Regions from separate parts of the Mus musculus genome. Here all the other regions are linked to region 2. A link is a loop called in an ENCODE intact Hi-C map of the cell type or tissue named here. Cell type or tissue: left cerebral cortex. All regions are shown on one strand. Links, peaks and the distances in the headings refer to the core of each region. The heading gives the core; the rest is flanking DNA. Region 1 overlaps Sorbs1 (sorbin and SH3 domain containing 1). Region 2 overlaps Sorbs1 (sorbin and SH3 domain containing 1). Region 3 overlaps Sorbs1 (sorbin and SH3 domain containing 1).

Evidence for each region. A loop is a pair of places that touch in the nucleus more often than their neighbours do. Peaks named below come from ENCODE experiments on the same cell type or tissue, not always from the same donor. Only the 100,000 strongest peaks of a DNase experiment are listed, where the experiment ranks them.
Region 1: it touches region 2 in a loop (2.7-fold over the local background); 4 of 42 quality-filtered maps call a loop at or near these places.
Region 3: it touches region 2 in a loop (2.1-fold over the local background); 3 of 42 quality-filtered maps call a loop at or near these places.

Annotation. Positions count from the first base shown.
Region 1 is chr19:40,406,336-40,416,975 of GRCm38, reverse strand. All of the region lies in intron 2 of Sorbs1 (sorbin and SH3 domain containing 1), which reads left to right. Among named protein-coding and RNA genes, the nearest start is that of Sorbs1, 100 kb to the left of the region's middle. In left cerebral cortex, for the core only: no CTCF peak of the experiment used is centred there; a DNase peak (open chromatin) is centred at 5,234; H3K27ac peaks cover 349 bases.
Region 2 is chr19:40,502,710-40,513,349 of GRCm38, reverse strand. All of the region lies in intron 1 of Sorbs1 (sorbin and SH3 domain containing 1), which reads left to right. Among named protein-coding and RNA genes, the nearest start is that of Sorbs1, 5.7 kb to the left of the region's middle. In left cerebral cortex, for the core only: a CTCF peak has its summit at 3,884; DNase peaks (open chromatin) are centred at 1,160, 2,177, 2,747 and 5,767; H3K4me3 peaks cover 1,863 bases; H3K27ac peaks cover 2,828 bases.
Region 3 is chr19:40,451,643-40,462,282 of GRCm38, reverse strand. The region is part of intron 1 of Sorbs1 (sorbin and SH3 domain containing 1); the gene reads left to right. Among named protein-coding and RNA genes, the nearest start is that of Sorbs1, 57 kb to the left of the region's middle. In left cerebral cortex, for the core only: a CTCF peak has its summit at 9,869; DNase peaks (open chromatin) are centred at 5,105 and 6,819; H3K27ac peaks cover 559 bases.

The DNA of each region.
Region 1 (10,640 bases), core at 1,551-9,550, 97 kb after region 2:
TTAAAAATGTTACTGTTGTTTTTCTGAATTCTGTAATTCATCAAGTAGCGATTAAAAATACATTTCTGTTAGGAAAAGCGTGTATTTGAGAAATCATTTATTATTAAGATGCTTGTGAATTTATAAAACAGCAAATGTGGAGGGGATGGATGAAGAGAGAGACCCAGTGTCTTAGCAAGGTCCATCAGCATCCCTTTGTTATAACTTTTGTGATGAAATCAAAGTCAAGTAGGAAAATTTGTGTCTTTTTTTTTTAACTTTTTATTGATTCTTTGTGAATTTCACATCATGTTTTATGTAAAGATATTATTGGGATTTTTTTGTTGTTGCCTGGCTAAGATGTTATAATTATCTTAAAGAAACAACAAGAAAAGCCGGGCGTGGTGGCGCACGCCTTTCATCCCAGCCATCGGGAGGCAGAGGCAGGCGGATTTCTGAGTTCGAGGCCAGCCTGGTCTACAAAGTGAGTTCCAGGACAGCCAGGGCTACACAGAGAAACCCTGTCTTGAAAAACCAAAAAGAAAAAAGGAAGAGAGAGAGAGAGAAAAGAAAAGGAAAAAAAAGAAACAAGAAGAAGCCTGGGCAGTGATGGCTCAAGCCTTCAATCCAGCACTCAGAGGAGGATCTCTCAGTTCACGGCCAGCTTTGAACAGCGCGAGTTCCAGGACAGCCAAGGCTACAACAGAGAAACCCTGTCTCAAAAAAACAAAAACCAAACCAACCAACCAAACAAACAAACAAAAAATTGACAATGTGGATATCAGAGAATCCGTCACTTTAACTTTGACTCAAAAACAAAAAAGATTTCATGTGACATATCTGTGCTTAATTGAAACCTCCCTCCCACCCCCCTTAAAGCCAGGATCTCACTATGTAGCTTAGGTTGGCTTTGAACATGCTGTCTTTCTGTCTCTTGTCCCAAATGCTGGGATTATAGACCTTAGCCACCATGCCCAACTTGAATGGGAGGTGGTGCTGGTTGGTTGGTTGGTTGGTTGGTGTGGGGATGGGACCAGGAGCTGCAGCATGAGAGAGAAGCACTTCACTGTTAAACTCCACCCCAGCCCTGTGACCTCAGAGGGAATGAGGAAGGAAATGAAATAAGGGTTAGATGAAATTTACAACCTTGATTTGTGAATAGTTTGATATGTATCTAAATCTCTATATCAGTGTGGGCAAAATATATGGTCTATTTGAAATAAATTGTCTTTATGTAACTCGTCATCATGTAAGTAGATATCAATAAAAAGTAAATACATATCGGTAAAAAATATAATTTTGGTAATTTAATAATTGGTCTCTGCCCCGCCCCTATTGATATTCTCTAAGCCAGGGCCAACATCGATTCACTCCTCACCCTTGTTTCATTTGTTTTTGTCCCTTCCCCCATCATTTCTTCCTCCATTTAAACCTCTCTAACAACTGGGGGTTGGGGGGAGCAGTAGGAACCCCCAATATGTCCTCTGTGTCTTGCCAGATGACATTTCTGGTTCTCGGCTTCTCAGCTGGAAGGGCCCACTCTGGGGTGACATCCTTATCTTTCTGACAGTTAGCTGCCTTCCAGCCCTGAGATCTGAGTTCCCATGACCCAGGCACTCTATTTTCCTAGCTAGGAATTTCCAGAGCCCCAGCTGGGATGCCCTTTGCCTTCCCGGCAGCTGGCTTCATTCGGAATTTAATGAGCTTGCTGAGTTGAGTGGCCAGAGAAGGGTTTCCCTCACTGGAAGGACTCTGACACTTTTTCCTGTAAAGTAAGTAATTGCCAGGGGCTGCCTGGCTCCAGGAAAGGGCCTTCCCAGCCCTCTCCCCTGTGGTCAGGGTCTAGGGCCTACATAATCCCCAGCCTTCTCACCCTGTTTGAGGTAGCCATCAGTGAAGGAGGAGTATATTTTAAATTCTTGGTGTTGTTTTAGTTCCATGTCCACTGGGGACAGTTAAGCCAGCCTGTTGGTGAACTTGCGTTGGCGGTCGGGATTTCCATTTCCCGCCACGTCTGCTTCTCTGCATTTAAGTTTGCTGGTTAGGCAATACAGCTGTGAGTTTAGCAGGCGGGAGCTTCGAGTGCTTCATTACCACTCTGAGAGTTCAAATATTCCTGCTTTTATGGAGGGCTTTAGGCACGTTTTAGATCCACCTCCTCCCCGCCACCCCCCCCCCCAATATAGTCTTTACATATTTATAGAAGAACCTGGTTTTGCACCGTTTTGAGGAAACAGAAGGAAGTCCACAATTACAGACTTCTGAAGCTGGGTTCCTTTGGCCACATGAAACCTTCCTGAGAGCAGACGGCGGTGGTGGTGGCTAGATGTTTCTCCCAGCCCCCATCTAGATCACTGATTAACCTTTGTCACAGATGGCCAAGGACTTTGATGTCTTGCAGCCTACAGACTGTAGAAGCGTGGGTCCTGGGTAGAGTCACCACAAGGTCGGAGTTAAATATTCTCTGCCTGTGGCAAGAAAACCTACATTCCTGGCAGTGGCTTTTCCTTCTTCATGCTGGACCCAGAGGGTTGCAGGTATACTTAAACAGTGACCCAAGAAGCCTTCCATTAACTGGAATTTCTACTCATCGCCAACTCTCTTCTACTTTGGGGGTTAGAGGGAGACAAGAAGAAAATAAGCCAATCATGTCAACATGGCGCTCACGTATGAAGCGCTTCCTGTGTGCACAGCAGTATATTGATGGGCAGAGGCCCCTGAATCCTTGTAACATGAGTCTTCGCGTTATTTTACTCCTTTGGCATGTGGGGACACAGAGGTTTACAGTGTTAGCAGAGCCAGAGGGAGGCACTTAGAACTCTTCCATGCTGGTTAGAGTTCATGCCAAGAAGGTAGTTGTTCTCTTAATGATGAACTTCCATTCCCAACTCTGCTGTCTTCTGCAACTAACCCCAGAAGGTAGAGCCTTCATCTAGTATCTCTTGAGTGTATGCACTCTCTGCCTGTCTCTCTGTCTGTCTCTTAGCTAGAGGCTAACATATGGTGTCTTTATTCTTTCTCCACCTTACTTCCTTTGCGATCTATTTTTTATTATTTTTAAGTTTTATACAGGTGTGTTTGACCTCATGTGAGTTTATGTACAGGAGCCCTCGGAGACCAGAGGTGTCAAACGCCCTGGCACTGGAGTTAGAGAGGACTGTGAGGACATGAACTGCCTGAAGTGTTCGGAACTGAATTCAGATCCTGTGGAAGAGCAGTGAGTGCTCTTAGTCACTGAGTCTTTTTCTCTGGCTGTCTCCAACTTACTTTCAAGAGAGGATCTCTTGCCCACCTTATTTTTTTGAGAAAGTACCATTCATTATTTGGACACATTTGAAGGCAAGCCTCATGTCTGCCTCTGTAGGCCTGGGGTTCTAGGCATGCACTGGCATAACACCTGGTTTTTATGTGAGTGCTGGAAATGTTTTTGTGCAATGACAGGGGCGCATGTAGCCCAGGCTGGCCTTGTACTTGGTGTGTAGGTAAGAATGACCTTGTAGTTCCGATTTTCCTATTTCTATCCCCCCAAATCCTGGGATTACAGATGTGTGCCACCACACCCAGCTCTGTCCAGTTTCTCATGTTTAGATCAGGTGTGAGTTGTGAAGCCTGGATCATTTGGGGTTAACCATTCTCATTAACATTTATTAGCTTTAGAACAATCCTGTAAACATCCAACTCTGTCAGTTTTTGTTGTGTTTTGATGAGTTTGTTCTGTTTGCAGTTTTTCTCCTCTTTGAGGTCTACAGGATTGTCAACACCTTTTTGTTCCTGGTAATTTTCTTGTCAGCCATCAAGCAGTAGGGCAGAGGGGGGTGGGTGGGGGGAAGCCTCCCTATGGGCCGGAAACACAGAATGATATTTAGGGAGTATGCTTAGATGATCAAATTCCCTCTGCATGGCAGTTTTTGCTACCCATAAGCAAAAAAAAAAAAGACAAATGTAGAAATTGTCACTTGTGGTTGCTGTAATCAAGGTTCCTGTGCAGCTTTTCAAAGCCGGATTGCAGGAAGCTTTCCCCCTGGGCAGAGGATTCTTGTACCTTGGGACTTTTCATATATGGGCCTCAGGGCACCGGCACACCCTCCTGCCCCCTTGATCCCCACTGCTGTGGTGCATTCTGTACGCTTCTCAGCAACAGTAAGTCAGATCACAGATGGTTGTGAGCTACCACATGGTTGCTGGGACTCGAACTCAGGACCTCTGGAAGAGCAGACAGTGCACTTAATGACTGAGCCATCTCTTCAGCCCCTGAGAACAGCTTCTTATGACCAGAAGGAGTAGAAGACAAGTTTATCTCCAGATTAGGCAGTGATTGCCTGTAACATATGTAAGCTACTTCACTTGTTACAGAAGTTAAAATTCACAGAGAGAATTGTATTAGGAAAAGGCAGGTCATGCTACCTCATTAGGGATAGAGAGGAGAGCCAGTTAGTTGCCTGCCCCCCCCCCCCCCCCGTGTGTGTGTGTGTGTGTGTGTGTGTGTGTGTGTGTGTGTGTGTTAGGACGAGAATGCCAGGGATGGAAACTTCTGAGCTGTATCGAGACTACTAGTCTTTTCTTTCTTCCCACCCAGACTATATCTCCTCTCAGGGCTACAGAGGTGGCTCAGTGGTTAAGAGCACTGACTGCTCTTCTAGAGGTCCTGAGTTCAATTCCTAGCAACCACATGATGGCTCACAGCCATCTCTAATGGGATCCAACACCCTCTTCTGGTCTGTCTGAAGACAGCTACAGTGTAGTCATATACATAAAATAAATAAATCTTAAAAATATACGAGTAAGAATATCTCTCTCTAGGGCAGGCCCTATATCTAATTTTGGTCGACAAGAGTGACCAACGTCTCAATGCCACAGATAAAGCGCTCTGAATTAATCCGTCTGTGTGCGCTCAGTGCAGTCTGTGTAGGAGGAATCTCTTACTTTAGGCAAACACGGTTTTACAACTTTAAATTTATTTATTTATTTAACTTATATTTTTACATTTTTATGTGTATGAATATTTTGCCTGTGTGATTGTATATGTACCATGTATATGCTTGGTGCCCACAAGCGTTAGAAGAGGGCTTTGGTCCCTTAGAACTGGAGTCATGGATGGTTGTGAGCCACCATGTGGGTGTTAGGGATTGAACCCAGGTTCTTTGCAAGTGCTCTTAATTGCAAAGCCATCTTTCCAGGCCCGTCATTTTGACTGCTCATTGAGTCTTGCTGTCGTTACTGAGGCTCAGTTTTTCCATTGTAAGGAGGTGTTTGAGGATTAGAAATGACGTATGTAAAGTGGCTGGTTCCCAGCCAGCTTTGGGGAAATGCAGACGGTCCATCTGTTTGTTTAGTAGTGTGAGAGCAGGGGCTTCTCATGAATGTATCATGTGTCCATAGTGATGGTTTGGTTTCTTGAGACATGCCCTTCCGAGGGGACAGTTACCCAGGGTTTTGCTTGGGAAGGTCAAGCTGGGGACTTGATTCTTGGTGCTTGATAACGACTGCAGTTGGTAAAGGCTGGTGCTGGTGCAGTAGCATCCACCTCAGGAGGAGGGCTTGCAGCCAACTGTCTGTCCTCATAAGAAACAGAGGATTAGAAAGGCCAGCCTGCCGCCTTCTCTGTTAGAATACTTCTCCTGGTACCCTACCGTTAACACGTAAATGCATATTTTAAAAATTTAACCTGGAGAAGAACAACTTATTAAACTAGGTGTTATTAATCTCATCTTCTAAGTCAGTAAAATAAAGCAGACAAATGAAGGGGTTTTCTAACTTAAACAGCCCTGGCCAGATTTGGTCCAAATCTATTTCTCCTGGCTCCGGTTAGCTTCCAGCAGCTGCTAAGCACTACATGAATCTGGAATAAGAGTGGACTCCAGATAGCAGAAAGCCAGTCACTCTACCTGAAACCGAGATGTTGTTTGTGTTGTGTATGAGTTTCCTATATTAAAGTGTTAATGCTATTTGACACAGTCTGGTTTGATAGACAGCATAGGTTTGAGAGATGCACTCTGGGTAATTGTTTGCTGTCAGCTTGGTACTGCAGTGAACGCTTTGGAGGTTTTACTCTTAAAGAAAACCTACCTCAGGAATTTGCATTATATTATCAACTGCTTGGATGCAGTTTTGATATCTGATTGTTAAAACAAACAAACAAACAAACAAACAAAACCCAGCCTAACATTAGTAAAGAGGAAGAAGGAATTAGAGAAAAGTAGTTAGTGTCGTCCTGTGTGCACAGCCGGAGTGGGGGCAGCCTGACAGTTACCACAGTTAGGCAGTAATGATCCTTGGCCTCAAACTGTGACTTTGGAGTTATTGATTTGGGGCCTGTGCATACATGTTTCACTTCAGCTATTAGGCAAATACCGTTGAGAAGAGAGGTGTTCTCGGACAAGATAATGTTTTCAGTGTTCTGTGTTGACTTTGGGGTAGGTCAGTATACTGTTCAGTGACATTTGAAAGTTTAAGGAAAACAAGCAAAGTTTGAATAAGTCAGTGCTATGAATTGAGGTATTTAGGTTAGATATTTGCAGAAGACATAAAATCCTTCTAGTGAAGGGAGCCCGTGTTCTCTCATTCCTGAGCATGGCGTGGCCTGTACTGTAAAGGTCTGTCTTACATAGGATGTGGTGAACCAGTGGCCTCAGGGAATTCATAGCGTGTGAGGAAGGTGGAACAGGAACTGTGTGGACCGTCTGTTAGCGCTGACAGCCCTGCTGTGTGGGAGACCCAGGCTTCTGCCATTCCTGGACGCCAGCAGGCCCCTGGCCAAAGGCTTTCCTAGGCCTGTTGTTCAGCCCCACACAGCACTCATTGTTCAGTCTCACTTACCTGCGTGTGGCCCGTGGCCCGGCCTGGACTCTGCAGGGAATTGAAGATGCACCCATTGGCTATTTCTCAGTGGGTTCCCGTTGTGTTGTGACCCCTTCGGAAAGAGTGTGGTGTCTCTGCCATGGGCCCGCCCTGATTTTAAGACTCCGTATAAATCTTTGTGTTGAAGCTTTACTTTTATCTGATGAGTTTGGGAATCTGCCCTGTTTTGAATTCTCTAGATTGTCTTTAGGGAAGAGCGCCACAGTCACTGGACGCCGCAGTCAGACGGTTTTGTTTGGGTTCTGTAGACAGGACCATATTTGGGAAACGCAAAGGGACCAGTTTTCACTTTTAGGGCTTGTCTTGGTTAACAATGCATGCTTAAGAACCTTTGTATGCCCGGAGTTGTACACACTGAGATTGTGAAGTAGCTAAGGGTTCTGGAATGCTAAGACAGAGGAGCGGGGAATTGGCAGGAGGGGAGGTTTGTGTCTCAGGGAGGGACTGTGTGGGTGGTTACCTGGCAGTCCCTGTAGCCCTCTTAAAATGAGATATTTGGTGCAGTTGCTTCTTTAGGAAATCTGGCAGAACCTTTGAGTCACTCCGTGTCCCCCGAGTCCTCATAAGGAGTTACAATGGGGTAGCCTGGTCTCATAAGCAAAAGCAGTAGATGTGATTAATGTTAGAGCTCTGCACGCCAGGTCACCAGTTAGTCCAGTGGAAAGGGGCATTGTGTGGACTTCTCATAGACAAGATTATTAGTCACAGTTTTTTAGTTTGCTAGAATTTTCTCTTGAAAGTTGTAAAGATTACAGATATCAAATATGAGCTAAGAAAAATTACTTTTCATGAAAAAAGTGTCTTACAGGTTGAACATCCCTGGCCTTTTTTTTTTTTTTTTTTAAGATTTATTTATTTTATTTCTATAAGTACACTGTCACTGTCCTCAGACACACCAGAAGAGGGCATCAGATCCCATTACAGATGATTGTGAGCCACCATGTGGTTGCTGGGAATTGAACTCAGAACCTCTAGAAGAGCAGTTGGTGCTCTTAACCGCTGAGCCATCTCTCCAGCTCCACTTCCCTGATCTTAAAGCCCCAAATCTGAAATGCTCTAGAACCCAAAACTTTGACTGTCAGAGTGACACCACAAGTAGAAAGGCCCAACTCTGTCTCATGTGATAGATTGAAGGCAAATGCTAAGAGTACTGTAGAATTGGTTTTTGGCCTGTAGGCATTAGACGTGATGAAATTTCATGTAGATCTTAGATCCCTCATTCATTTCATTTTTATGAAAATACTAGATATCCCAAAATGTGAAAATTCAAAATAGTCTAGTTTCACACATTTTGGGCAATTTTGATGGTTTTCGGTTTTGTTTTGTTTGGCTTTGTCAACTTGACCCAAGAGTCACCTGAACAGAGGGAATCTCAAATTAGGAATTGTCTCCATCAGATTGGCCCATGAGGAAGTCTAGGGGGCATTTTCTGGATTTCTTATTGATGTAGGAGGGCCTAGCCCCCGTGCAAAGTGCCATTTCTAGGTGGGTGGGTCTTGAAGTCTTGGACATGGTCCATCTTGTCACTTATGCTACACACAGAGTTAGTGTGTATGGAGCACGTGATGGAGGTAGACTGTGCTCTTCTGGGCCCCATGGCATGTTAAGTTCAGTGGTTTTTTTTTTTTTTTTTTTTTTACAACTGTCACATTTGGGGTAACTTTAGAAATAATGCAACTGGTTAATTGAAATCTTTTATATTTATTCACTCTTTGATTCTTCCCAGTCACATGTCCTCCAGATATTATCAGAAGAGACGTCTGACTGTTTCACTGTCTGTAGGGTTTTGAGTCACTTTTCAGATCTGCCACAGGGCTCGACTGCTTGGGGAGGGGAGTTTGATTGCACTTATGTCACACCTCCCAGTAGGGTGTTAGGCTGTTGGCCCTGCTTGGGGTGGGAAAGCACTATCTGAAGCATGGGAAAGTGCAGTCTGAGGTATGGAATAGCCAGAGTCCGTTTGTGGGTCCACAGGCCTGCCACAAGGCTTGGGCTATGGGGTTCTCAGATCCTTGGACACTCAGGTGCACAGAGTGGGGGCCTGAGGGCTGGGTGTAGCCTGGGGCCGGGGAGGAAAGAGGAGCTGGTCCCACTGAGAGAGTCATTGGCTTGACAGTGGCAGTCTTGGTTGAGGTTGTGGCTGGCAGTGCAGAGAGGCCTTCTTTGGGAGATTAGACAGCGGTTTTGTAGGTAAAGGCCTTCTCCATGGCTCTCCATGGCGAATCCCAATGAAAAGAAACGGCCTATGGTTCCAAATCATTTATTACCATGGTCAAAGTGGATGCATAAAACCATATTTCACTTCTCAGGGTGGGCTTGAGGTTAAATACCTTTTGAAGGGAGGAATGTCTGGGAAGGAAAGCTTATTGGCTACGCCCTCCATGCCTCTAGGTACCTCATTAGCATGGAGACCTCTGTCTCATATGACCTGTGGTCACATCTCTTTTATGTGAGATGCATGTCATGTGTTCCAAGTCAGGAGTCTGGCAGCGAGCTGGGAGTCACCTCAGCCTCAGGTGTGTGCCCACCGAGTCTCTGGGTCTTGACCTGCTCTACCTTACCAAACATCCTGGCATGGATTTACATCCCCCACACATCTTCCAAGCATACCTCTTGTCCTGCGTCTTGTGATGGTCTTAGAAGCAACAGTAGAGCCAGGCACTGTCCTGGTGCATAGTATTTGCTAAAGGAATACTGTTTTAGATTAGTGGACTTTGCTGACAAATGGTTTCCCTTTTTGTGCTGCCTGACTAACTTTGGGGGCAAGAGAGGCCCTCGTTGGCAACAGACACAGGAGCTCTTTCTTGCTTAGGTCAGCTCATGGTAGTTGTGGGGTAGGAGGGATCTGAGGCTTCTTAAAGTGAGAGCATGATCTAGAACTTGGAGGGTGGATCTCAGTGGTGGGTATGAGGGTACAGGGGCAAGGAAAAGGAAGAGCTGGGAAGAACAGCTTTACCAGTCTGGTAGTGGGGGAGGGGGGAATATTGACGAAGGAGAGAGGATGGTGCCCTTAGACACATTCTCAAGGGACAGATTTTTCCCTTACCAGTGCTATTGGATGCTTGGTCCGCCCCAGGCTTCCTACTTGATGTTAGGGAATAGAGATGAATACTGGCCACACTGCCAGCCGGGTGAGCTCTGTCTGGTGGGCTTTGTGTAAGGCAGCAGAGACAGGGCAGGCAGGAAAAGATTAGGAGTGGACCCAGCCAGGCCTTGAATCTCCTTGTCTGGACTTTGTATTGTGCGGTGAGGGCTGGGTACCGTTGGAAGGTTCTAAAGCGACTGGTTGTTAGGTAACTGTAGAGGGCTGGCATTCCAAACCCTGATGGCACGGAGGCTGTCCTGAGAAAGGAGATGTGCCATAGCAGGCAAGTGTGTAGAAGGGCCGGAGAGATGGCGCCGTGGTTAAGAACATTCTAGAAGACCTAAGTTAGGCTCCTTGGTTGGGTCACTCACAACTGCCTGTAACTCCAGGTCCAGGGAATCCAACACCCTCTTCTATAAGTAAATAAAAATATAAAACAAATCTTTAAAACCAAGAAGTTGGTCGAAGGGAGACTTAAAACTACAACTCAGTATTTGGAAGTTGTGGGTCAAATTCCAGGCTTGTGAACTCTGTATTTTGTAGCCACAGACCTCATCAGAGGAAAACTCAGGAAGTCGATGCTAATGAGATTGCCAAAGCCATAGTTGCCAAAATGAAAATGATGGGTGGGGAGTGGGTGGGTTCGAGTCTGCCCAGTGGCCTGGGGGGTCATGTAAGCCTCCTTCCAACACAGTTGGGAAACTATAGATATGGGCCA
Region 2 (10,640 bases), core at 786-8,785:
GCTTAGGAGGGAATGTCCGCCCGCTTCAGCCTGGCTGCAGTGTGGGTGGATGGAGACGGGAGAGCCCTGGTGGGTTTGCGCTGGAAAGTGAAACTACTGAGGGTCTTTTCTGCAGTGGCCAAAGGAAGAAGGGCGCAAGTGTCAGGATGGAGGCATCTCAGGTGTATTCATTCATCAGCACACCCTTCCACTCCATCACCTAAGCCGAGGGCGGCGGGAGGGGGGCAAGCACTACGCTGCTGGCCCAGACCAGCCTGCATCCGAGCGTGTTGGTGGGTGTGTGTCTGGGTATACGGTGCTTCCGCTCACCGCCCAGGCCCCTTCATGCTTCCCTGGATGACTGGATGACAGCATCTTGCAGGGCAGCCCATCACCAAAGGGACCTAAAGCTACTCCTTTCTCTTATTTCCCAGGCTGTCCCTCCCGGGGTTTCCACGGTCTTTTCCCTGATAAGCGGTGGTGACATTCGAGATAGGAGGGAAAGGAGGCTTTAAAGTCATTATGCTTCTTTGAAGGGCGACGTGCTGTCGATTTCTGTATCCTGGAACCTCTGCGTGTCATACTATGCCTTTGAAATTCATCAGTGCTTTTTCCGGGCGGACAGAATTTATTATGCATTGCTACATAGAAGCAGAAGATCCCTCTGAGCCGGCTCATTCCATCCTGTCCGAGGGTTTTCCCAGCATGTTCTGGACGAGCCTTTGGATTTTTGTTTGAATCGCTGAGCTCTGGGTTGCCCCTGTTGTCACACGGCCGACCTACTGAAATTGCTAAAATTGATTTCAGTCAGTAGGCGGGATGTTCATCTAGAGACACCATAGAACCTGCCAGGCATGTTAGGCCGCTGACTGATCCCCCCCCCCCCCCCCCGCCCATCTTCCAGTCCCCAACACTGGTGTGTCCTTTTTCTTCCTTGGAGAAGGCCAGGGACAGCTTGTCTGACCACATGCTTTTTTTGATTTTTTAAAATACCTCTCTTTACATTTAAGTGTGTGTTTTGGCTGGAAAGATATCGAGGTGGTGATTGAAGGGTGGATTAAAAGTGGGGTGGACAGCAGCAGGGGACAGCCGTGCCAATGACAGAAAACACACATTGGGAGATTTTATAGCTTCAGCCTTCAGTGAGTGAGTGAGTGAGTGAGATGTCTACAGGGTGAGGTGTGTTGGCTGTGAGGGGGAGGGGTGGAGGAGGAAGATACTGCCAACAGTTTTTTGCCCCACCCTCCTGCTGCCGCCTTAAATAACTCCTGGCCAGCCCAGCCCTGAGGTCTTTTTGAGCCTGAGGGGAGAAAGGTGGTCTGTTAGCCCACCTCTGCCTGGGGCACCTTTGATGCAGATTAGGAAGGGTTAGTAGTTCTTAGGGTAGGGGGTCAAAGATGGTATATTCCTTAGCCTAAGGACTCGTGGTAACAGTCTGGTGACTTCCCTGCAGGCAATTAGTACCTGAATGAAGTGCTGGTCGACCTCTGTAGGACAACCCCCTTTTGTTGGCTCTACCTCCTTTTTTTTTTTTTTTTTTTTTTTTTTGCTAAAGCAAGTTGAATTTCTGTAAACTTTTTGAAGAGATTGGGAATATTGGGATGGGGTTGTAAATATGGCAAAGAAGAAAAGAAAATTGCTTCTTCCTGGCAGAACAAAGACCCGTTCAGCTCTTCTGTTTCTTCTTCAAAATAGAGTTGGATGCAGATTGCTGGGTGTGGAGAGATAGGGTCCAGGGAAGAGAGCCTCGCCTGTGGCACTGGTAGTGTCCTTGTCTTCGAAACTCCACTCTCCCTGGACCCTTCTCTGGAGGTGGATGTGGAAGGCACTCACTGGTAATTTAGGATTTAACTAGCCTTCAAGGAGGAATAGATGATCAAAAAAAAAAAAAAATTGATGTAAGCTTGTACCAGAAGCAGGCTGGCTTTGGCTCTGATCAGCACTCTCTGGGCCTTGAGCTTGTGGCTTATGCTGTGTTCCTGTTGGTAAAATAAGAGGCTTTAGAGTGGTGACGTTCTAGGGTTCCCAAAAGCACCATTTAGTTTAAAATCACAAGTACATTTTGTGACGGCGATTTTAGATTCTTTGCTGTTTGCTAGTCAGATGTTAAATTCTGAGTATTTAAGCAAGACTACTGAAGAAGCACTCGAGAGCTGGGGCTTCTGTCGGAGTCAGACTACCTTTTACTTGATTGGTGCGATTCATGTGGTTTTAGAGTATGTAAATAATTCAGGGCTAGAATGATCCAGAGTGAGAGACGTGGACGTAGGAGCGAGTTGGTGTGTGGGGGAGGTGAGGATGGGATGACAGATTGCGGAGGAAAGGGCGTTTCTATAATTCATTCCCTCCCCGCCTGTGTTTTATTTATGATCGCACAGGTGAGCGTTTAAATATTGGGAACATGGGGAGGGGGACCTCGATGATTGATCCCTCCTGGCCTTCACTGAGGAGTGATGCTGGGGAGTTGTGGCCATTTGTCTGAGGTCTATCTCGACTAGCAAGGTGCAGAGGGGGATAAGGATCTGGGTCTTGTGGTCCAGAGTAAGGCCCTCCCTTTTGTGAGAGGAGCCTAAGATGGGAAGGAGAAAGATGAGGAGGAAACAAGAGATGAAGGGGGAGACTGGAGACTCCATAGCTTCAGCCTTTGGAGCCAGGAGTAGAGCAGTCCTGTGTCCTTGGAATGAAGTAAGGATCGGAGCCCCTTAGATGAGTGTGTGTGTGTGTGTGTGTGTGAGATGAGTGTGCTCGTGTGTGCGCATGTGCATGCAAGTGTGTGTGTGAGTGTGGGTGATGTGGAGGTGTTAAGTGCCCTGATCCTGCCACAGATTTTCCTTGCTGACTCTGATTGTAGAATGAGGTTGAAGCTGCTTGTTCAGAGCCAAGCAAGACCTTTTGCCAGAGCCGGGAGAACTCAAACACTCAGGGGCATTAGGTGTGCTGAGGAGAGCTGACGTTGGGCCCAGTTCTGCTGCAATTCCAGGTTCATATTTGTGTATTTTTTTGTTTTGTTTTGTTTTTACATTTCCGATACAAACCTTAAAGTTTTCCATGGACTGAATGGTAGAATTTTCCCATCTAACCTTCCATCATACATTTTATGAGAGAGCATTTCATGTCTTGCCTTTCCAGAGGAGAGCTCCTGAATGGTGGCTCATCATCTTTGGGAGGTAGGGAGGCTCTGGCCTGTGACCTGCGTTAGTGCTAACCCTCACGTTTCAGTGAGCAATTAAAGGGTGGGGAGCAGTGGGTAACCAGAGCATTAACTATTCAAAGGCAAGGATAAAAGATGATAATTCTTTGACGTCTGTGGCCCAAGCCAACAGCCAACAGTGAGGAGCTTGCCTTCCTCGGGCCAGCTCCCAGGTACGAAGAAGTCTCTGTGGCTTCTTCAGGCCTCATGCTTCAGGCATGTTGTGAGGCCCTGTGGCCCTGTATCTTGTTACCTTCGAGGCTTTTTTTCCCCTGCCTATCTTTCCTGTGGCCGTTTGTTTTTTCCTCCCTTCCTCTTGTGTTCTTCTCCCTGCTCTCTTCCCTCATCCTCTTAGTAATATATCTTTGTAGTGTGTTTTAGTGTATTATTGCCTCATTAAAATTTCATGTTCTCTGTTCTTAATTTAAAAGCAGTTTATGTCTTTGACTATATATGTATTTTACACGCAAAACAAAAAGCAAACCCAATTAAACTGCTTTTTATTTCTGTGTGGCCTTCCATTGATTTTCCCCTCCCCCTTTTTGTCTGAGGTCAGTACTGACTCTTTCTAGAAAAAAATAAAACAACAAAAAAAACCCTTTTTTTCTAAAGTCTCTGTCATGTGGTTATTGTTTTAAAAACAAAACCAGCTATAACAGCAGAACACGTTTCCACCCTTATATTGTGAGCCACCAGGGACGCCCTGTCCCAAGAAGTGTATCCTGTTTCTTCCTTCAATGGAAGAAGCATTGTTAATGTGTTTCATAAGAAGGCTTAAACTGTCCAAGGGCTAGTGGTAGATATGGGTCTTGTCAGTGAGTCTGGTGGGAAGCAGGCAGGCTACTGCCATCCAGGGAGAATTTAGTGTGATGGTTGTGTTTCCTAGGCTAGACTAACCCAACTATCTGTAGCTGGACACACAACCCTTTAGAAAAGAGATACTTACCACTTTTCCAATGAATGTTGGGTTGAACTCAGGCCTATCCTGTGCCCACTTTAGGCAGAACCAGGGTTTCTCTGTGTAGTGCTTTTCTGACAGCAGGCTGATTCAAACGCTACCCTTCAGCCTTACTTACTGGCTTTCCCAGGTCCTCAGAGGCAGGCCCCTCCCACAGAAAGGTTGGGGCCTTTGCCTCTTTGCAGTGCCTCCTACTTTCAGACTCCCTCGAGGTGTCTTCCTTCCTCTGCTCACCTGTTTCTGTTAGTCTTGTTGACTTCCTTGTTTTCTTCTAGTCTTCTTCCACCATATTGGGAGTTCTGGAAAGAGAGAGGATTCTATACCTGTTACACACACACACACACACACACACACACACACACACACACACACACACACACACACACACACACACACACACACACACACACACACACACACACACACACACACACACACACACACACACACACACACACACACACACACACACACACACACACACACACACACACACACACACACACACACACACACCCACACACACACACACACACACACACACACACACCCACACACACACACACACACACACACACACACCCACACACACACACACACACACACACACACACACCCACACCCACACACCCACACACACACACACACACACACACACACACACACCCACACACACACACACACACACACACACACACACACACACACACACATACACACACACACACACACACACACACCCACACCCACACCCACACACCCACACACACACACCCACACACACACACACACACACACACACACACACACACACACACGGTTGTGGTGGGGGCGGGGAGAGAACTACCAGAACAATGAGAGACTTCTAAAGAAGGCAGTGTCCTCCTGGTAACCCATTCCCTTGAATCAGTCCTGAGGAGTTTCTATTGCTGCAGGAACAAAGCTCATAAACTCAGAGATGTTCAGGCCCCCGGGCTTGCTTCTGTTAGCTCCTTTTAGGAATCTGAGAAGGGTCTCATAGAGCTAAAGTCACGGTGTTGGCAGGCTGGTGCTTGTGGTGAGAAGAGCCTGATTGCTTATTGATGCCATTACTCAGAGACTGCCTGCATTCTCTACTCCAAGCTGCCTTCCTGTCTTCAAAGCCATCTCAGGGTTTCTATTGCTGCCATGAAACACCATCCCCAAAAAGCAAGTTGGGGAGGAAAGGGTTTAGTTGCTTTATACTTCCATCTTTAAGTCTGTCATGGGAGAAAGTCAGGACAGGAACCCAGCAGGGCAGGAATCTCGAGGCAGGAGCTGATGCAGACAGAGGCCATGGAAGGGTGCTGCCAAACTGGCTTGCTCCTCATGGTTTGCTCAGCCTGCTTTCTTACAGAACCCAGGACCACCAGCCCAGGGACAGCACCACCCACAAGGGGGCTGGGCCCTTCCACTTCAATCACTAATTAAGAAAATGCCCCTACAGGCTCACCACAGATTAGTTTTATGAAGGGATTTTTCTTAACTGAGGTTCGCTTCTCTCAGAAGACCTTAGCCTGTGTCAAGTTGTCATAAAACTAGCCAGCCCAGCCAGTGCCAGTGACGGCTGATTGAGCTGTTCTGCTCATGGCTCTGATCATCAGTGTGTCATCACTGATTCCCTCTTCCTCCTTTAAGGAGCTTGGTAATTACAGTGGGCCGCCTGCATAATCTAGGACAGTCTCCCATCTTAACATCAGTTGTTAGCAATTTTCAAAAATAGAAATTTCTTTTTTCCCTCTCCCCCTCTCTCTCCCTTTCCCTCTCCCTCTCTCCTTCCCCCTCCCCGTCTCTACTCTTTATTCTCCCCCCGCCTCTGTATGTGTGTGTGTGTGTGTGTGTGTGAGAGAGAGAGAGAGAGAGAGAGAGAGAGTTAGTGTGTATGTACATGTATGTGTAGGTACCTGCAAGAAGAGGGTGTTGGATTCCCCTGGAGCTAGAGTTAGAGGCAGTGCTAAGCTTCCTGATATGGGTGCTGGGGACTGAACTTTGGAAGAGTTATTTTGAAAGAGTAGCCAGGACACGTAATTGCAGAGCCATCCCTTCTGCCCCGTTTAGCAATTTTCATTCCATTTGCAACCTTCGTTCCCCTTTGCCATGTAACTCAACATGTTCTTACAACTGGAGCTTAGGATCTGGACACTTGAGGGAGGGGTCATTATTTTTTCCATTACAGTTACTTTGCACCCTTTATTATTTCTCCTGACATTACTTTCTTATTTACAAATTACCCCAACTTCAGCCTTGTTTGCCCATCCCCTCAATATGGCACCATCACAGTTTTTGGTTGCATGGATACTTACTATCAACACTGTTTTGCCTGAGCAGATAGTGTTTGTGACTGAGCCTTACAGTATACTTTAGTGGTACTTTTGAATGGAATTCACTGACTTAATGGCCTTACTTCTTCAAGTTAGGGTTTTTTTTTTTTTTTGTTTGTTTTTGTTTTTGTTTTAGTTCCCAAAGGCTTACACTGTATTTTAAAACATCTGTGTGCCCTAATGTGTATGTTTTTATTTTGTCACATTCCCCCACCAGTCTTCCTTTCCAGAGCCTCTACCCTTCTCCACTGTTCTTCGTTGTTGACCTGTAGGCCTGTGGCATGACTCCTGCTTGGAAGCAATCCATGGGTTGCTACCTCTGTTTCCATCTTTTGTCTTATTCTTCCAGAAATTTCTGAGAGAGGGTTTGTAGGAGCCGATTATTTCACACTTGCACATACTACATGGTCTTATTCTTTGTTAGTGCTTGGTTGGTGGTTTGGCTTATCTAGAATTTTTGATTGAAAGGCATTTTCCCATTATAGTTTTATTTCATTATTATTATTTTTAGACAGGGTTTCTATAGCCCAGGCTGGCTAGGAACTCATTGTGTAGTAGACCTGGCTGGCTTTGAACTCACAGTTATCTGCCTGTTTCTGCTCCACCCCACCCCCACCCCAGTGCTGGGATTAAACATGTGTGATGCCACATCCCAGCTCTCCATTAGAGCCTTAAAGGCGTTGTTATAGTTTCCTGTAGTTGCTAGTGTTGAGGCTGAAAGTTAGTATACCATTCTTGTTTTTGGTCATTTCCATTTCCTACATTTAGACCTCCTTGTTTTAAAAATGATTGGTATGGGTCAGGTCCTAAGTGCATGCTTGTCCTCTCAGCCCTTGAGAGTGGAGAGTGGAGGCCTGGGTGTCAGGAGTGCAAGGCCCTCATCAGATACATAATGAGCTCCGGACACTCTGGAACTAGAGAAACCCAGGCTCTGATATACACAAGAAAACAGTGGGCTGGAGTTTGGTGAAGGCTTCTATCCTCTATCTAAGGAGTTCTTATGTGTGAATATTAACTTTTTTCTCAATTTTCCTGGATTTTGTCTTCAAAAGTCCTATTAGACTTCCTAGACTGAGTTCATAGTTTGAAAAGTTGTAAATTTGTATTTTTTTTATTACTTTTATATTTTTAAGGGGTATCTTTATCCTCAACCCTTTTCAGTTTTTAATGTCTTTATTTGTGTTTTTACATGATGCGTGTACATGTTTTACTTCCTAAGGACGCCTAGTTTCTGTAATATCTCCCTCCCTCTCCTTCTCTCCTACTCTCCTTTTCCCCCTCCCCCTTTGTCCCCTATCTGCTTCCCTCCATATCCCAGGCTGGACTTGAACTCCAGAGTCTCCAGCCTGTCTCCTTGCTGGCATTACAGATGTTCCTCTCAATGTCTGGCTTCTTTATTTCTATTTTTGATTACTTTTGGAAATTTTCTGCTGATCTTTGCGTTGTCTTTGTTTCTTCCAAGTCCCCTTTTTTGCTTATTTTGGTTGCAGTGTTTCCCATTGGAGCCGTCTTCCCATGCCTGCTGATCCTTGCTTTGTTCAGTTATATTTAAGGGTGGACACTTAACTGTTGACTGGGCATCTGTGGGTGTAGGGTCATACAGCAGAGACCCGTCCTGCTTATTTCCCCAAATGGAAAAACCTAGGTATCCATAGATATTTCTGGGTCTTTTCTACAGAAGGATTCCTAAAGAGGATTTAGCCTGCTCTATGTGTGTGTGTGTGTGTGTGTGTGTGTGTGTGTGTATGTGTGTGTGTGTGTCTGTATGTCAGTCTCTGTTTATCTGTCTCTGTGTGTGTCTTGTGTGTGTGTCACTTTGTTTATCTGTGTGTGTGTATGTGTGTGTCGAGTGGGACGCGACAAGTTTGTGTGTGTGTGTCGTTATCCCTGCATATCTCTGTGTGTGTCAGTTTATGTATCTCTGTGTGTTTGTGTGTGTCAGTCTTTGTGTGTATCTATGTGCCTGTGTGTGTCAGTCTCTGTGTCTATCTGTGTGTGTTTGTGTGTGTGTGTGTCAGTCTCTGTGTGTATCTGTGTGTCAGTCTCTGTGTGTATCTGTGTGTGTGTCAGTCTGTGTGTGTGTGTTGGGAGGAGTAGTGGGCTGTTGCTATCTTGTTTGCTCTAAGGCGTTTATTCTGCCCCACTCTCAGAGCTTCCTCCCCTTGCTGAGCCTGAGTCTTCTGCTGACTGTACCAGGTGAGTAGCTTCAGGAAAGGAACCCAGATCTGACTGCTCCTTGACTGATCTTTCAGGAAGTCGGTGCTCCTCTTAGCCCCACGGCACCGCTCCCCTCCCAATCACTGACTCCTGGAGCTCAGAGCATTCCTCAGGTTCTGTGCCAGGGGTTGGCCACTTAGTGGTTCCTTGCTCAGCTGGCACTTAGCAGAGTAGATAAAGTAGGATCTCAATTTAGCTCCTGCGTGGTGATCAGCTGTGACTCCCTGGGGGTCTGCCGCTTGTCTTGGGTGCTGTTATTTCTTTCCATTAAGTATCGAGTTTCGCTTTTGTTCTTTTAGTGGGGTTTGAGGAGAAGATAGAGGAAAAAATGTTCAGCTTTCTGTTTTTTTTAAAAAGACTTATTTATTATTATATCTAAGTACACTGTAGCTGTCTTCAGACACACCAGAAGAGGGTGTCAGATCTCATTATGGATGGTTGTAAGCCACCATGTGGTTGCCGGGATTTGAACTCGGGACCTTCAGAAGAGCAGTCAGTGCTCTTAACCACTGAGCCATCTCTCCAGCCCAGCTTTCTGGTTTTATCAGAAATTTATTTCATCTCTTTAGCCAAACTCCCAAGCTTCTGCTTCCTGATGTTGCTGCGTGCATGCTCCAGAGATTCTCCCCTGCACGCACCTTTGTGGTGCCGTGGATGGAACACAGGGCTTGGGGCATGCTAGCACATTCTCTACCACTCTGGTGTGACCCCAGGCCTGAGGTGGTTGCTAAACAATTGAATATATGTTTCTACAATCATTAGCTTTCCAGACAGACCTAAAGATGCAATTTTACAAAAATCATGGTTTATTTTGAAATAGACATAAGCACGGGCGGCAGAGTCTGCCTTTTCCTAAGCTAAGCAGAATGAAACATCATCATGGACTGCTGGGATCATGAATGGCGAGGCCCAGAGCTGTGTTTTGCCCCATAAGTGACCATATGGGCTATCTTGAGAAGTCTGGTAACCTATCTGGGTCTCAGTTGACTCAACCCACTTGGTCAGGTGTTGGCTTAGTTCTATGTACTGAGGAGCTGTTGTGTGCAAAGCATCATAGTTTTATGCCAACCTGATACATGCCAAAGTCATCCAAGAGCAATTAAGAAATGCCTTCATAAGATCAGGCTGTGGGCAAGCCTCTAGGGTAATTTTCTTGATTGGTGATTGGAGTGGTGGGTCGGTCCCTGGGCTGATGGTCCTGGGTTCTGTAAGAAAGCAGGCTGAGCAAGTCATGAGGAGCAAGCCAGTCAACAGTACTCCTCCATGGCCTCTGCATCAGTTCCTGCCCCTAGGTTTCTCTACCCTACTTGAGCTCCTGTCCTGACTTTCTTTGTTGATGTAGTGTGAGCTGAATAACCCTCTACTTCCCCAGCTTTGCTTTGTGGTCATGGTGTTCTGTAGCAGCAATAGAATCCTAAATCAAGAGAGCATGTTATTCGGACCTTTCCAGAGGTCACTGCTTAGGTGGCCATGTGGTGTTTTCCATGTTAATCTGTTGTGGTATAATGTTGGCTCCATGTTTTTCTCCAAAGCTTAACTCAGTGTCTCCTTCATATATCTTATCTCTTTCTAGACTGTGGCCACCATGTAGGAAAGTATAATCCTGTCTTTGGCATCTACCACAGTTCTTGGCACATAAATGGATTAGAGCAAATGTTGATTTTTTTTTTCCACCAAGGAAAACTTGAAAGACCATGATAATGCAAGTCTGCCAGAGTCAGCAGTTTTCTCAGAGGAACGGTTTACATGTTGGGTCCTATTGCACATTTCCTGGCCACTCATGCCAGTGAGAAGTTCAGATGTGTTGATGCTGAGGTCAATGGAGAGAACCGTAAGGTTCAGGATGGCAGCCCTAGCCCTTGAGGACCGTTTTCCTCCTGCTGGGTTGTGGTCATGAACTTGTTCAATAAGCCTCATTTTGTTATAATGTAAGATGGATTTCATCTTAACTATGGCA
Region 3 (10,640 bases), core at 1,899-9,898, 52 kb after region 2:
GAGATGTGTGGAAGACTTGAAAGATACCTTCCTGTGCATCAAGAATTTAGACTCTGGCCAGACGTGGTGGTGCACGCCTTTAATCCCAGCACTCGGGAGGCAGAGGCAGGTGGATTTCTGAGTTCAAGGCCAGCCTGGTCTACAAAGTGAGTTCCAGGACAGCCAGTGCTATACAGAGAAACCCTGTCTCGAAAAACCAAAAAAAAAAAAATAAATAAATAAATAATTTAGACTCTGGTACATGGAAGCCTAGGTGTATCTGGGTTTCTCCAGCATGTTTTTAGACTCTGGTACATGGAAGCCTAGGTGTATCTGGGTTTCTCCAGCATGTTCATTCAGGATGGTGGAGCTGACAGTTGAGTGGGTTTGGGAAATGTGTTGCATGAGGTCCCTCCCAGTGATGCCCTGTTGGAGTCAGCACCTGTCAGTAACATCTGTCACTGCCAGGTCACTTTCCTGCCTGTAAAGCCCAGAAACAAGGCTGAGGGTAGACTGTCTGCCCAGTGTTCATGACATGACTGCTTCCATCCTCAGTGTGGCATTGACTAGGTCTGGTGGTGTATGATCCGAGTCTGAGGAGGTTGAAGGGAGGAGAATTGGTAATCCAGGGTTATCCTTGACTATATAAGGAGTTGGATGTCAGCCTGAGCTGCACAAGACTGTCTTAAAACAAACAAACAAAACCTCAAAGCACAGAAATGCCATCTTCAGATTCAGTTGCTTGTTTCGAAAGCAGTTTTAGGTGATTTGGATTTAGTTCGAGGAATATGCGAGTTCATTCAGTTTTTGTGCTTACTATCAATAGAAAAGAAATTTGCTTTAAGGAAAAGATTAACCTTCTAGACCATATTTTAGTCACAAAAATATTCTTGGGGAAGGATACTTTAATTTTTGTTCTTTAAGAAATTGCTCTTTTGTACTGGTTTGGGGTGGGACTGTTTGGCTTAGATAAAGACTGCTTTCTTCTGGCAGCCAGCCAGCCTCCCGGGGTCTAATCGATCTCTGCGTACTGTCTGCCTAACATTCACGGTCCATGATGACTCTTCTCCGAGGGGCTAAAGGCCTAGAATCTGCAGGTTGCTGGGACTTGCAGGTCTGTGCATGGAGCCCTTTGTGTTGGCTTTGGGGACAGCAGGGACAGCCCTTGTGTAGACGTGTGGCCTTCAGAGAGCTCTGACAATGCTTGATGCCACTGGGTCACAGGTGAGGACGTAATGAGCATGTGCCCTGGGCTTCCTGATAATCCTGCTGATCAGGGCCACACAGCACAGTCTTGTTAGCCTGCTTGCCAAACCACTAGGTGCCATCACACACACACACACACACACACACACACACACACACACACACACACACACACACACACAGAGAGACAAAAATACACGCAGGTATGTGTATGTACACAAATGTGTGTATAAATATATATACGTATGTGTGTATGCATGCATACATGTATGCATTTTTACAGTGCGGTGGACATGTGGGCTTTGCACATGCAAGGTAAGCTGTCTGCCACTTTGCAATACACTCAGCCTCCCTGTCCATACTGTTTGATCACCTTGACAATTTGTGTTGAGACAGGAAGTACCAGCTCCTTTTTATATTTGAAACAATATCCAAAGCAGACAGTCATTTCCTACCTTGGTTGAAAAGATCCTGACAGTCTTTGGCTCCGGAGAGGCTTGTGATGAGTTCCTTCCCTCTCTCTAGGCCACACATCCCCTTTGCAGGCTGGCCTGTCAGACTGTTCGCCAGAGAAGCCTAAGGCACTCCTAGTAGTACTGGACCCAATTCCTTAGCTGCAAGTGACTCCTAGATTGAAGCACCAAGATGCTCAGGTCTCTTGTGTGTGGTGCGGATGGTATCTGTGTCTGCTGTCGCTGGAGAACCACTGGGTCATCTGCTGCTGCTGTGCAGAGCTGGGGTAGAAACTAAGAGATCAAACTTTGTCCTTTTAAGAAAGCAGGGTAGAAGGAAGGAAGGATGGATGTGTGAGGCAGCGTGAGTGAGTGTGTTCAGTTACCGTCTCGTACTTGCTGCCCCTCAAACCCAAGACCAGGGTTTGAGATGTTATACCCACTTTGGGAGAAAGATAACTACCTGGGAAATGGATACCTTGCTTAGCTGTTGGCTGTTGGCTTATGTTATTTTTTCTTTTTTGGTTTGGTTTGGTTTGGTTTTTTTCGAGACAGGGTTTCTCTGTATAGCCCTGGCTGTCCTGGAACTCACTCTGTAGACCAGGCTGGCCTCGAACTCAGAAATCCTCCTGCCTCTGCCTCCCAAGTGCTGGGATTAAAGGCATGCGCCACCACGCCCAGCTTATGTTATCTTTTCTATTATGGCTATGACCTCAACACTAGAAGTTTCTCTCCAGTCCGATTGTGCAATAGAATATGATAAGTAATATATGAGTTTCTGGTAGTCACATTTACAAAGTAGGAACAGGTGAAGTTCATTTTAGCATGCTTTATTAACCCAGTATCAGAAAAAAAAAAAGGATTTCACTGAGTAATCGTTATAAAAATAGAACAGATCAGGAGGCCTGTATGGATCTGACATGGGTCCTCAGCATGTATGTTATGGCTGGGCAGCTTGGTGTTCCTGTGTGATTCCTAGCAGTTGGAGCAGGGCTGTCTTTACTCTTGCCTGCCTTTGGGACACCTTTCTTCCTACTGGGTTGCCTTGATGCTAAGCAAGGCATCTATCTGTCTCTCAGGGAGTTATCTTTCTCCCTAAGTGGGTGTGATTAATAACATCCTGTGCCCTGGGCTTAGGTTTGAGGGGAAGCCAGTAAGACAAGATAACTGAAATCAGTCACACATCCATCCTTCCTTCTCCTCTGCCTTAGGCAGCCTCGATGTGAGGGGTTGTGCCTGGCCTTATTGTAGCTTGTTATGCCTCATTTGGCTGATGTTTCTGAAAGGCCTACTCCTTTCTTGAGGGGTGGGGGAGGGATTTGCAGTTGAGATATAATATATGAGAGAAGAATAAATAAATGGAAAAAAAACCGTACAAAAATATCAGCGAGATACTTCGTATTCCTTTTAACGGTGAGACCTCAACTCCCACTGTATATGTTAGCTAGGCCTGTCTCAAGTAGTTACTGGTGTTTCACTCTGCAGCCATGTGAGCTGGTAGTTTTTCTACAAGATAGCATGACTTCAGGATTTCTTGATAAAAGATGTATTTTACCTGGCTACCCAGGTAGCAGGGAGTCAACAGTACAGGTGACCGCTTTGCAAACACTTCAGCATGGGTCAGTGCCAGGCAGTCTGCATATCTGTCACCTGAGGGGGATATTGAAGTGTCTCCATCAGACTGGAGCCCCAAGCGCTCCTTTTGTGCAGTCTAATTGGCACTGTCTACACCTTAGCTTCTCTGACTGTGCCTTACCCCCTTTCCAGGGATTCTTGAATTTCACTCACTGTCTTTGGGGGAATGCTGGTGTGGTAGGAAGGGCAGGGAATGTGCACGGTGAGGGCCCTTTCCCTCCCCTGCTAGACACAGCTGCAGTTTCTGATTTATCTAGATGCGATCATGTATTAATGGCAGAGAAGGCACCTGCCAGGAAAGGCAAGGTCAAGAAACCAGCATATTTAGGGAGAACAGGATACTGTGTACTTAAGACCTGTTTTCCTCTGGTGGTTTGTTTAAAAAATGTGTTTGCTGACAATCTAAGAGAATTGGCCCTACAGAGACATAGCCCAAGGGTATGAAATCTCAAATACCTCAGAGGCCAGGCAGGTAGCTTGGGAGGAAGGCTAAGATCAAACTGGGTGGAATGTTCTTGTTTTCACAAAAATGTTGCGGTTGCCTTATTTTGTGGGGTGGGGCAGACATAAGACACTCTTGGTCTTTTTCTGTTGATAGGGAAATATTTCTTTTAAGAGAAAACCAGTACATGCATCAGCATGGGGCTCTGGGGTTGGACAGATGCCTGTAAACACTTAGACCATCTAGAAATGGCTACTACCCAGTTCCATACAGCTGTGACCCTTGAGTTTTAGCATTGCCACATCTTGCTATTTTTAAGGAAAAACCACCCTGTAAAATTATAAGATCTTTGGCTTAATAATTAAAAAAAAATAAAAGAAAGAATTACAGACTGATAGAAAGTAGCAAAGTACCACTTTTTTGGGGTGGTGGTGGTGGTGGTGAGACAGGGTTTCTCTGTGTAGCCCTGGCTGTCCTGGAACTAACTTTGTAGACCAGGCTGTCCTGGAACTCAGAAATCCGCCTGCCTCTGCCTCCCAAGAGCTGGGATCAAAGGCTTGGGCCAGCACACCCGGCAAAGTACCACTTCTTTAGGTGGTTACATTTTGGGTAACTTTATATAATACAGTGTCTAATTCAGGAAGCAGACATTGCTACAATATATCCATATTGTTCCATAAACTCTATTATTTATTCTTTCCACTCGGATTTATTTGTTCTCATTTGTGTGTGTGTGTGTGTGTGTGTGTTTGTGTGTGTGTGTGTGTGTGTGTGTATGTATGTGTTTGTGTGTGTTGTCCTGTGCAGTTTTATTATATGTGCCATTTGTATAATAACAGCTACAGTTAAAAAATTTGGGAGCCAGGTGCAGTGCTTTCCTGTAATCCCACCATTTGGAAGTTAGAAGTAGGAGGATGAGAAGGTCAAATGTAGCTTGGACTGCACAGTGAGTGCAACTATGTTAGATTCAGGTATGAAGGTGTAGATGCACATGCGCACACCACCACCCACCCACACACACACACACACACACACACACACACACTTGAATTTTACATTGTGCAAATAATCTGAAATTGTTGAGGTCCACAGAACATGCCCTAGGCCTGGTAAGGCCTGTTGAGTCTCGAATTTTGAACCTCTATTCCAGTCTATCTGCTCCCTTTTGTTTGTTTGCTTGTTTTTTCTTTTCTGGTCAGATAAAATCGGTGCTACATAAAATGTACTGTTTAACCATTTCCAAGTACGCAGCTCAGCATCTTCCAGCACGTTGTCAAGTCGTGCAATCATTGACACCTTTTTCTGGCCTGCCCTAACGAAGGCCCTTATCCATCAGCATTCGTCTCTAGTCTCCTCTTTTCCCCATCCTCTGGCGTCCAGTAATCTACTTTCAGTCTCTATGGCTTGTCTGCTCCAAACGTTTATGTAAATAGAATTATATAATAAGGCTTTTTTTGTTTGCTTGCTTCTTGCTGGATGTTTTCATTTTACCAAGGAAGAGATTTGAGACTAGAGAAGGAAAATGACGTTTTTGTGATAATAGAGGGAGGAAAGGCTGTCTGCACTCATCCCTTTGTGCCACAGCTGTTGGCCTCTCTTCATTCTGTCGCCAGTGTGATGATCATGGTCATGATTTCTTTTAGGGAGGGTTGAACAAATACATTTAGCAGTAGGGTACTTCCTGTTGTGTGGAAAACCTTCAAGTCACTGTAGATATGGGAATTGTATATCAGAAAACAAGGTGTGTGGTTCAGGTCAATATATTATTGTTAGATACCTACTGTGTGCCAGGCTCAGAACCAACAGGTGCATGTTAGATTGGGTGCTGGCCATTAAGGGACACCCAATTAGGAAAACAGGCAGATGAAAGATGGTTTTTGGATGTTGAGATAAATACTGTAATAGCGAAGGACACCAGGCCCAGGTCCATGTGGAGGAAGCTCAAGGGTGAAAAGGAAGCTAATGGGCAAATGAGTTGGCAGAAAGAGGGTTAGACTTCAATAATGGGATCTGTAGCACCTCACTGTACGTTCATTAGTGGTGACAGAGGATAATGGAGAACATGAAGATGTGGTTCCAGTGGTGAGTTTTGCCAGCTACCCCAATCCCATATCTGAAGTTCTCAAATAGTGTATGGTTGAATGGAGGCAGAGGAGGAGAAGCCCAATTTGATAACTGAGTTTCCATGGGAACCCCACTCTGAGCAGCTAGGCTATACAGTAGAGAGTATACATGGGAGCCAATATCCAGGTAGTGACAGAATTGAGGAGTCATAGCTAAGGGCACCAGAAGACTCATCCCAGAAACCACAGTGAAGCCATGCCATGGAGTGTGCTCAGGGAGCCCTCAGCCATGTTCCACTCACCTGGTTACATGTCTGGCTCATACTGAGCACATGTCACGAGCCAGGAACTGTGTGGTCCTGGGGTTACAGAAATGAACATGTCAGGTAAGGTCCCTGCTGTTTGAATGAGATAAATGTGATAACAGTGGATCATGTTAGGTTCTACTTAGACAGGAGCCTTTGCTGCTGAGAGTAAGGTTTGGGAGTCAGAACTGGCCTTGGTCAAGAGGTACTATTTCTTCTGAGATCTTAATGATGACAGTGTCCCATCCTCGGCAAGAGATAGGAAAAGAAGTTTTGTTACTTTATTTTTTTATGCAGTAGAAATACAAATTCTGTTACTACTCAATGCAAGTAGCATTAAGGTGTTTGGAGTGGGTTGTCTCTGGCCATTTATGGTGTCCTTGGCTTTGTTGAGATGTTCTCAAGGCTGCCAAATCAGATAGAATAGATTTGGTATCTGTGGAAGTTTGGTCCTGAACATACAGTCTTAGGGTGGGGCGCAGGGAAGAAACCACCAGCTTGGAGGAAAGAAACATTCATATTCAAGTAGATGAAAAAGCATAAAGTTACTCTGAATCATCTTAAGTAGGTGTGGTTTTATAATTTTTTTTAAGGGAAGCTAAAATGATTATTTTTTTTTGCTAGTTTCCAGCTAATTCTGTTGTACTTTATGAGTATTGTGTCATTCAGAGGCCTTGGAAACATTCATTTTTCCTCCTACTGAATTTGTGGAGTAGGTGGGAGAGCTTAAAAAAACCTTCGAAGACCCAGTTCCTCTGCCAGTGGGTGCGGGAGGAAGAGGTTTGGCTGGCACTGGGACTGAGTGGAGAGAGCCACGCTAGTGTGAGCCCGTGGAAGTTTCAATGGAGTTCAGGCTCTTAGGGTGTTAGCATTGGTGATGGCCCCTGTGATCCCAGAAATCCCTTACCAGGTTCAAGAGGGGTTAATTTTGCCAGTTGTCAAGTGATCTTCAGTAGGATAACCGATGCAGTGTGATATGAAAGCAAGCCAGAAGGGTCAAGTACTGGAATTTGTTTCCTTTCCAACCTGGTTGGTTGGCCTTTTCTCTCTTGGGCTGTGGATTTGTTGCTGGTAGGAAAGAGAACACTACCTTGAGCTTGGGAAGTGAGTGAGGCCTTGTATTAAGCACACAGAGAGAGAACAGCCAAGTCTGTCTGGGGTGGCATGGCATTTGAGATATATTTTGACAGAAATCAGAGTTTGGAGGTACTGTCTGGGGATATGTGACTTGCTGCCCAACTTGGAACGTGAAGGAAGACAACAATAAAAAGGCAAAGCAGAATGGGACAGGTCCTTGTCCATGTATGGGCTGAGGCATAATGTAGTGTGAAAACGGAAGTCATCTGTGCTGTGGAGGAGATACGCATAGGTTTCTGAGGCCATTGGGCATGAGGGCTCCCCTTGGGCTGGAATGGGTTTGGTGGGTCTTGTCCGACGTTTGGTAGGAATGAGGGTAGCTGAGATGGATTTACAACAGCTAATGCTACTCTGTGGTCTGGGGATGGAGTAGAGAAGAAGAGGCCGCAGCTGAGGGAGGTGAGGGCTTTAGCAGGGCCTGAAACAAAAGCCGCCCTGTCTTTCGAAGCACTGGACTAGAGAAGTGTCTTGTTTTTGGCCAGGGCATGTTAGAACTGTACGAAGAGGAATGAACCATTTGAAAATTGAGGACTACCAGAAGGAGCAAAAGTCCCCTTGCTTTTGCCGAGCTCGCCACCCTCCCTCCCATACACCACCGTATACCCTTCTAAACTTGATTTCTGACTCAAAGTGGAGGTTAATTAGGTTGGAGTGGGATTCCTGGGAGAGTCTCTGTGTTTTGTTGAAGGTACTAAGGCTTGGCCTATTGTTCAAGAAGGTTGACCTTGGCTAGCTGTGGATTTCTTGGGATCCTGGGAGTGTCTCCTTGTTTTGTTGGAGGATAGTGAGGCTTGGTGCTTGGCCTCTTGTTCAAGCAGGTTGACCTTGGCTAGCTGTGGCTTTGTTTGGTGTTGGCTCTTGGAAGGTCACCTGCTCGAATGCGGTGATATGAGGAAGCCTTCTCTCCAGGCAGGTCCATTCAGCAAAGCAGCTTGCTCCAATCCATCATCTCTGTGGCACATACATTTACTTTGCCATTTTTGGCTTGGGATGGCTCAAGCCATTACATGACCACAAAGTGGAAATCTGCAAAGAGAAGTACTCAGCTGGCTTGGCGGATCTCCACACCTTACACTCATCTGCAGTGCTTGCCCTTTGATAGGCAGCAGGGACCTGGGCAGAATGCTTATGTCCCGAATCTGTTCCTCGAAGGCCATTTGATGTCTGGAGAGGTGCAGATCCTTTGTGCTGCTGGAGGGGGCCTGCACAGGTACGTAGGGATACTGTTGGGACTAAGCAGCCCTCGTTTCAACTGGGAACATGTAGTCTGGGTGTATGCTGCTGAAGAGAGGGAGGCCTGCCTCACTTATCCAGTTTCCATTCTTCCCGCATTCTGTCTTCTGCTTAATGGAGTTAAGTGAGCAGTGGCTGTCGTAGACTAGAAATGAGATGGACGTACCGAGAATGAATAAATCTCCTATAAGCAGTATTCTTGGTGCTTTCCTGGAAGATGCTTAATTAACGACCTCGACGAGATGATTCTGGAGCCCCATCCCCAGCTGGGTGCCGGAATCTCTGCTTCCTCTGACAAACAAAAAAATCAAAATTATTTTTGTTAGAGTCTTTTTAGTGCTCCAGGTGATTTTCATTTTCAGCCAGATTAAAAACAAACAAATAAAATACCACCACCACCACCAACACCACCGAAAAACTTGCCAAACAGCTGTGGTGAAATCCTGTCCACCATTCAGGGGGACTGTGTCTTGTTCCCTCATCCTGGCCTTAGCCTGTGTACATGCCGTGCTGTATACCGAGTTCCTGCAAATGTTGGGTTACATGATGCAAGACAAGGATTGGGTTTTGGTTTGTTTGTTCTGGTTGTTTTTCTTTGTGTGAATTGTTGGTGTTAAGATCAACGAGATAAGAGACCTGGACAAAGCTAAAATAGCTGGCTTTTCTTTCTGTTTTTTTGTTTGTTTGTTTGTTTGTTTGTTTGTTTTTTTGAGACAGGGTTTCTCTGTGTAGCCCTGGCTGTCCTGGAACTCACTTTGTAGACCAGGCTGGCCTCGAACTCAGAAATCCGCCTGTCTTTGCCTCCCGTGTGCTGGGATTAAAGCCGTGCGCCACCACCGCCCTGCATAGCTGGCTTTTCAAATGTCCTTGCTTTTGCCTGCATTGTCCCATGTGCTGGGATGAGAACCTTCTCTTTTTGGCCCCTCTCCCGTCTAGACTTTGGGGTTTCCCCAGCGTCCTGTCCGTGCTAGGAAGAACTGTCTCGGCTTCTGTTGCACCAGGTGCTCCTGCTTGGTACTCCTACGTCTCCTGAGCATGCCCATCCAGAGTGTCTAGGCTGGGCCTTTTCCTCAGGACAACCCAAGGGCTGTGCTGACTTTGTATCTCTGTCACCTCACGCAGTCTGGTGTGGGATAGAGCTCGGTGAACCAATCAATAAATTCTTTGAGAGAATGATATAAATAACTCTCACTACCTTAAAGCTGAGTGCTGCTAACATTGCAATGCTGGTGGTGTCTTTATACATCAGCATATGTCCTTGTCTCCTTTTTGCTTTTCTGTGAATGTGCTAGAGATAAAGCCTAAAGCCCTCCACATGCTAGGCACATGTTCTACATCTTCAGCCCTTAGATTTCTCTTTGAAATGTTATTTTTATCTCTGAGTGTTTGCCTGCATGAGTGTATGTGTGCCACATGCATGCAGTACCTATGGAGGCCAGATGAGGGCCTCTGTTCCCCTGGAGCTGGAGTTACAGATGGTTATAAGTTGTCCTGTGGGTGCTGGGCATTGACCCAGGTTCTCTACAAAAGGAGAGGCAAACGAGGGCTCCGAGGAATGAAAGTCACAGTTTTCTATGTAGAGAAAACCCAGGATGCTGGGGTCTGTACTTATGAAGGGTGACTGCTGTGTACTACCAGGTCATCAAGGTCTGACACGAATGTTGTCTGTGTTTACAGATGTAACTGTGGGCTTTTCTACCAATTCCCAAATGACTTAGAGCCTTATTTATAAATAAATGCCTAGGCCATAAGCTAGGTCTGTTCCCTGACTAGCTTGTAGTTTATATTAACCCATTTTTACTATTTTATGTCTACCACGTGGGTAGTTACCACTCCCCAGTTTCTTACATCTGGTCAGACTTCCTGAGCTTGGTTGGGGAATCTTCCTGCCTGCATATTTCCCAGGGTTCCTCTCTCTCTGCCAGATGTGTCCCACCTTCTAATCCTGCCTCAGCTTATTGGCCATCAGAGTTTTACTGACAGATGATGCTTCACACAGTAAACAGAGATTATCCCTACATACAGATCTTCTGATCTGTTTGGCTTTTAAAGAGAAGGAAAAAGTATGAAGTTTATCAGCAGCAGCACCAACAGCAGTAGCAGCATGATCATGATCATAATCTTAATTTATTACATGTGTGTATACACGTTATGGTCAGAGGACAACATTTGAGAGTGAGTTCCCTCA